Linked DNA regions of Homo sapiens: region 1 is linked to region 2. Evidence: chromatin contacts called from ENCODE Hi-C or POLR2A ChIA-PET data. All regions are on one chromosome and are shown on one strand. Each heading gives the region's core, a stretch centred on a gene start or an enhancer-like site at or near the end of the contact. The rest is flanking DNA. Distances are from core to core; before and after follow the strand shown. Region 1 overlaps ERRFI1-DT (ERRFI1 divergent transcript). Region 2 holds the start of LINC03154 (long intergenic non-protein coding RNA 3154).

Evidence for each region. Hi-C counts contacts between places; a loop is a spot of excess contacts on that map. ChIA-PET counts read pairs that join two places held with the same protein, here RNA polymerase II (POLR2A). Pooled maps may share reads with other maps.
Region 1: a loop to region 2 is called in a map of HepG2, with 13 times the contacts of the local background. The contact joins the enhancer-like site here to the promoter of LINC03154 in region 2. A Hi-C loop is called at or near these places in 1 of 168 maps with a recorded cell type or tissue (HepG2) and 1 of 50 pooled maps. POLR2A ChIA-PET finds 5 or more read pairs at or near these places in 7 of 52 experiments (Caco-2, GM10248, HepG2 and 3 more).

What each region holds. Positions count from the first base shown.
Region 1 is chr1:8,120,028-8,122,727 of GRCh38, reverse strand. It overlaps ERRFI1-DT (ERRFI1 divergent transcript), which reads right to left. Exons shown (of 3, transcript NR_185980.1): 3 at 1-1,254. Among named protein-coding and RNA genes, the nearest start is that of LINC01714, 87 kb to the left of the region's middle. RefSeq lists an enhancer at 1,312-1,621. Within about 2 kb of position 1,252, at least 30 of the 41 ENCODE cell types and tissues checked have a DNase peak (open chromatin) inside an H3K27ac peak, as active enhancers do; they include Panc1, where a contact is called at or near this core.
Region 2 is chr1:8,257,936-8,260,635 of GRCh38, reverse strand. It overlaps LINC03154 (long intergenic non-protein coding RNA 3154), which reads right to left and starts at 1,265. Exons shown (of 2, transcript XR_007065454.1): 1 at 643-1,265. RefSeq lists a silencer at 653-947.

The sequences.
Region 1 (2,700 bases), core at 3-2,502, 140 kb after region 2:
ATAAACTGGCTTTCGCTTTACAGACTCACCCGGAATTCTTTCTTGTGCGAGATCCAAGAACCCTCTCTTGGGGTCTGGATCAGGACCCCTTTCCTGTTATGCAGGAGGATGTCCTTATCTGTAGGAAGCACACCCTGAAGTGCTCAGGCTCAGTGGGCCTTCTGGCTGGCAACTGACTCTTCACTGCCCCAGAGAAAAAAGTTTTTGAGCTCTACTTGCGACTTTCCTTTAGGTATGTGGTTGTTAGTAAAACTGTAACAAACCTTTAAATAAATAAGGCATCCTCTTATTTTCTCTTAAATGTATGTCTTAAAGGGGTGTATTCATGATGACAGAGAAGTCAGTCTAGAAGGAGACAGATAGTAAGTGGGAGGCACCCCCGGCAACCCCGCCCCAGTCTGGATGAGTCAGCCCCCTCATTCTGCCTTTCCTGACCCCCAAGTCCAGCTCAGAAGCCCTTCTTAGGAGTTTCCCATGAGCCTCTATTTGCTGAACACAGCACTTCTGATCTGGTAATTTTAACGGCCCATTTACTTATAAATACCATGAGATTAGAGGTATTGTCTGACTTGCTCACCACTGTCTTCTTGGAGGTGGAGGCAATTTCAGGGACACAGTAGCTCCTCAGTAAGCATTTGCTGAACAAATGAAAGAATGGTTCACACTGACCCCAAAGAAGGTTTTCTCCCTAGTCTTGGACTATTTCTCTTTTTTCTTTCTTTTCTTTTCTTTTTTTTTTTTTTTTAGAGACAATGTCTGGCTCTGTCACCCAGGCTGGAGTGTGGCGGCACGATCTCAGCTCACTGCAGCCTCCACTTCCTGGGCTCAAGTGATCCTCTGGCCGCAGCCTGCCGAGTGGCTGGAACCACAGGCACACACACCAGGCCTGGCTAATTTTTGTATTTTTTTGTAGAGATGAGGTTTTGCCAGGTTGCCCAGGCTGGTTTCGAACTCCTGAGCTCGAGCAATCCACCTGCCTTGGCCCCACAAAGTGCTGGGATTACAGGTGTGAGCCACTGTTCCTGGCTGGAATGTTTCGAATCAAGCAGTTAAAAGGTAAAGACCAGTGCTGTAGCCGCATGATCCGCCTGTTCCTCAGCGTGGATAAAGCTCTTTGCCCTCCTTATGGAACTATGGCACGGTTTTGCTCTCGACTCTCTTGAGTCCTTGCAGAGGAGGCATGGAAAGATCTGGTGTGAGTCACTGCCATCGATCAACATGACATTGTTCTCGAAGGGCTCGCAGTGGGGAAACCTAAAAAGGAAGAAAATGAGAGCACTTGCCAAGGCTACTGAACAAAGGGTCAAGCACCCAGCCAGTCACTGAGTTCCAGACTCTTAATAACAAGGTTATGAAGCTATGCGAAGCCTTCATCCCTTCTCATAACTACACAGGCATGTCGGGGCTTCTGAAGTTGTGACAGTGATTTCCTTTAAAGAAAACGATTCTAAGTAAACCAAGGACACTTCACCCTTGACTTTGAAAATGTCTACAAACTTTCCCAGAGCAAATCTCTGCCGGCGTTTCTCACTTCCCGATCTGATCGGCCTGAGGAGCCCACGGGCTGGGCTGGCACGTTCTTTTGTTCAGCTTCTCTACCGGAAGGAGTTTGTGTAAAAAGGAATAGAAATCAGTGTTCATGCCACAATAGGGGTAATTGTTCTGAGCTGCCACATTCCGTTAAATGTTTACCTTTTTGTTTCACAATCTAACAGGAAACGAGGAGCAAAGGATTTTTGGTTCCCTTATCCCCCTTTGGTCAAGACTAAAAAAGACCAGTTGTTATTCTAGTTGCTCAAAAATGAAATGCTCAAGGTAGGAAATGAGCACAGTTGCTAAAGACTCCAGATCACAATCTGGGGTTTCAACCAAATCCGTTGCATGAAATGTTTCAGAGGAATGAGGCTTTGTCAACCTTCTCCATGTGCCTCCAGGACAGGATGTTTAGCAAGAGGTGCTGAACATTGTAACCATCTTTCTATGTGATCTATAGAACACTATGGATGACCAAGATAAAAAACTGGACAGATTAGATTCCTTAGTAGCCAAATACAAGGTAGGGAAGTGGCAAAAAGCTGGGACCCGTTGGGAAGGAGGCCGGAGGGCTTCGCCAGGCTCTCCTCCGCCATTTCAGATCCATCCTTCAAGACCAGACCCCAACCCAGCTTCTACTTCGAGGAGAAGTATTTGTTTAAAGTTCCATTTGTGGAATGGCCCAGCTGGGATGAAAACCAGGCTGTGAATTCTAGTACCAGCTCCACCCCTGAAAAACAGAGTAGAACCTCCCTGGGCTAACGTCTTCTAATAATCCAATCATAGAGTAAACTATGTCTTTTGGGGCATTTTAAACTTTTTTATTGCTTTGAAATAGAGTCAGGGGAAGAAAGACTTTACCATCTAGGTTCGATAGCTGGGTCTAGGAAATACACTGACAATACACAGATTTAACAGGAAAAAGGGTAAACAAATTTATTAATTTTTAATATGTGCACAGGGGCCATCATAGGAAGAAAAAAACAATATCACAAAAAAGTGATGCCATCTTAACAGAGAAAAGGGAGAGGAGATGTGGGCTACCGTGAGGAGAGGAAATGATTTTTAGGAAAGAAAAATGGGCCTTTAGAAGACTAGATGGGAGATACGAGGGTTTGTGGCAGTTTGTCCGGATGTTAAGGCAGCCCTTGCTGACTCCTGGGGAGG
Region 2 (2,700 bases), core at 16-2,515:
GTGTTGATATTCTTAATATCCACTGTATACATGATATTAAAACTCCAATAGACTCTTTCCCTCCTTCTCACTACTACACGTGACTAGTCTTAATAATAATAAAATAGAAAAAGTGAGCAAAGAACAGCAGGCAGTTCAGAAAGGAGAGACGCAAATGAACAATCAAACTAAATGCAAAACTAAATGCAAATTAAATATATGCAAAACAAAATGCAAATTAAAATGTAACAATGCAGAGTTGCTAGTAAACTTCTAGGATTGGTAGCTCTACAAGTAGAAGAGGCTAAAACAAGAGATTTAAAATCTATTCTAATAAATCCATGCAAAGTACGTAATGATTGACTGGTGAGAACCAAGATACAAGGGATGTGATAACCAACCCTTGAAAACTAGTTTGGGGCCAGGCCTGGAGGCTCACACCTGTAATCTCAGAGCTTCGGGAGGCTGAGGCAGGAGGATCACTGGAGGCCAGTGGTTTGAGACCAGCCTGGGCAACATAGTGAGACACCCTACTGTATCAAAAATGAAAGAAAGGAAAGGAGGTGAGGAGAGGGAGAGAGGGAAGAAGGGAAGGAGGAAGGAAGGAAAGGAAAACTAGCTTGTTGACATAGTTTCCCTGCATGTTGGCCAGTGTCACCTAACCTGAGATTCCTGTTGCAAAGGTCCAGGTTGCAGATGGTTGCAGAGGTATCCATTCCTTGGGACCACTGCAGGGAGGCAGAAAATGCTGAGCTGAATTTTTGGCACTCCGCCGGCAGAGCTTTCTTATGTAACAAGCACCTGAGCTGGTGAGTATGAGACCTTGCGAAATAAAAGCTAAGAGTGGCCAAAATAAATATGTGGCCAGGTTAAAGAGCCAGCTTGGCCAACGTTTCTCTAACAGTCGCAATTTGTAAACACAGAAAAGAGGAATGAAATGAAAGGCCGTGTCTGTGCTACAAATCGCGTCTGTGATTATTGTTCCCCTGTGTCTCTGTAACTTTATTTTCACAATCAAAAGCTTGACAGGACATTCCATAAAGCCCAGTCAGAGCACTTGAAATGCGAACCCAAACAAGCCGAAGTCATGGGGAGAAATGCATCCTCCGTTTTCTTGTGAACGCAGCAGCTGTTTTCTCTTTCCTGTATTTGGATCTTTCTAGCAAACACCTAGAAGTCTCAGCCTCTCCAGAAATCAGGTGTTCCCAGACCAGGTGATCTATTTGTTTAGTATCCTGTGCCCTTATTCCCAGAAGAAAGGGAATGGGACAGAACACTCTGTCAAATAAACAATTGCCCAAGGTCTTGGGCAAGGGAAATTAGGACAGGAAGCAGACAGTGGACTCTTTGCCCCAGGTAACTGGCTGATAAGGTAAACAAGCCATGTACAATGAGTTCCTGTCCTCTGCATGATAAATATTTATGTGCTGAGCCCTGTGTTTGGAAGCACTAAACCATTTCTCAGTCTGAACATTGACCTTTGGATGCAAAACGCAGGGCTAATTTCCTAGGTGATGTAATTAATTTTTGTGGCTCAAAGCTGTACTGGGAACAAGAGAAATTGTTGTTTTCATGCTTGTTTAAAAAGTGATTCAGCAGTTGTGTGCAGCTTTCAGGTAACAGTGTCAACTTGCAATCTGAAACTTTGCTTTAGTCACACCTGGAATTCAATGATTTTGGAAGATTATGGTGTGTGAGTTCATCATAAACAAACACAAATTCTTCTGATCTTAGAAGTGATGAACTCAGTTTTGGGTTTACACATGGCTTTGAATTGTTTCTGAGGATACGGAGGAAATTATTTATTTTATTTTATTTTTTGAGACAGGATCTCCTCTACCGCCCAGGCTGGAGTGAAGTGGCTGATCTTGGCTCCCTGCAACCTCCGCCTCCCGGGCTCCAGGGATCTTCCCACCTCAGCCTCCTGAGTAGCTGGGACTACAGGAGGGTACCACCACCACGCCTGGCTAATTTTTTGTATTTTTAGTAGAGATGGGGTTTCGCCATGTTGCCCAGGCTGGTCTCAAACTCCTGGGCTCCAGCAATCCACTCACCTTGGCCTCCCAAAGTGCTGGGATTACAGGTGTGAGCCACCACGCCCAGCCAAGGACTTTATTTTTAAAATTTTGGTTTAGTATGGCCCCAAATCTCTGTGACCCTAAATGCGTTTCATTTTAGTGTTAATAAAACATGCAGGAAAACTGTTCTTTTACCGTGAGCCAAATTAACCCCACCCAAAACAAAAGTAAAAGGCAAATGACAGGCTGGGCGCGGTGGCTCACGCTTGTAATCCCAGCACTTTGGGAGGCCGAGGTGGGCAGATCATGAGGTCAGGAGATGGAGACCATCCTGGCTAACATGGTGAAACCCCGTCTCTACTAAAAATACAAAAAGTTAGCCGGGTGTGGTGGCCAGCGCCTGTAGTCCCAGCTACTCGGGAGGCTGAGACAGGAGAATGGCGTGAACCTGGGAGGCGGAGCTTGCAGTGAGCCGAGATTGCGCCACCGCACTCCAGCCTGGGCGACAGAGCGAGACTCCATCTCAAGAAAAAAAAAAAGGCAAATGACAAACCAGGGAAAATACATGCCACAAAACAGCAGACCCTCTTTCTAGGTGGCACAAGCTGGAAACCTGAGTCCATCCTTGTCACTTTCCTCTCCCTCATCCCCAGTGTCCAATGCTGTTCACCCCGAAATATCTCAAACCCGCACACTTGCCCCG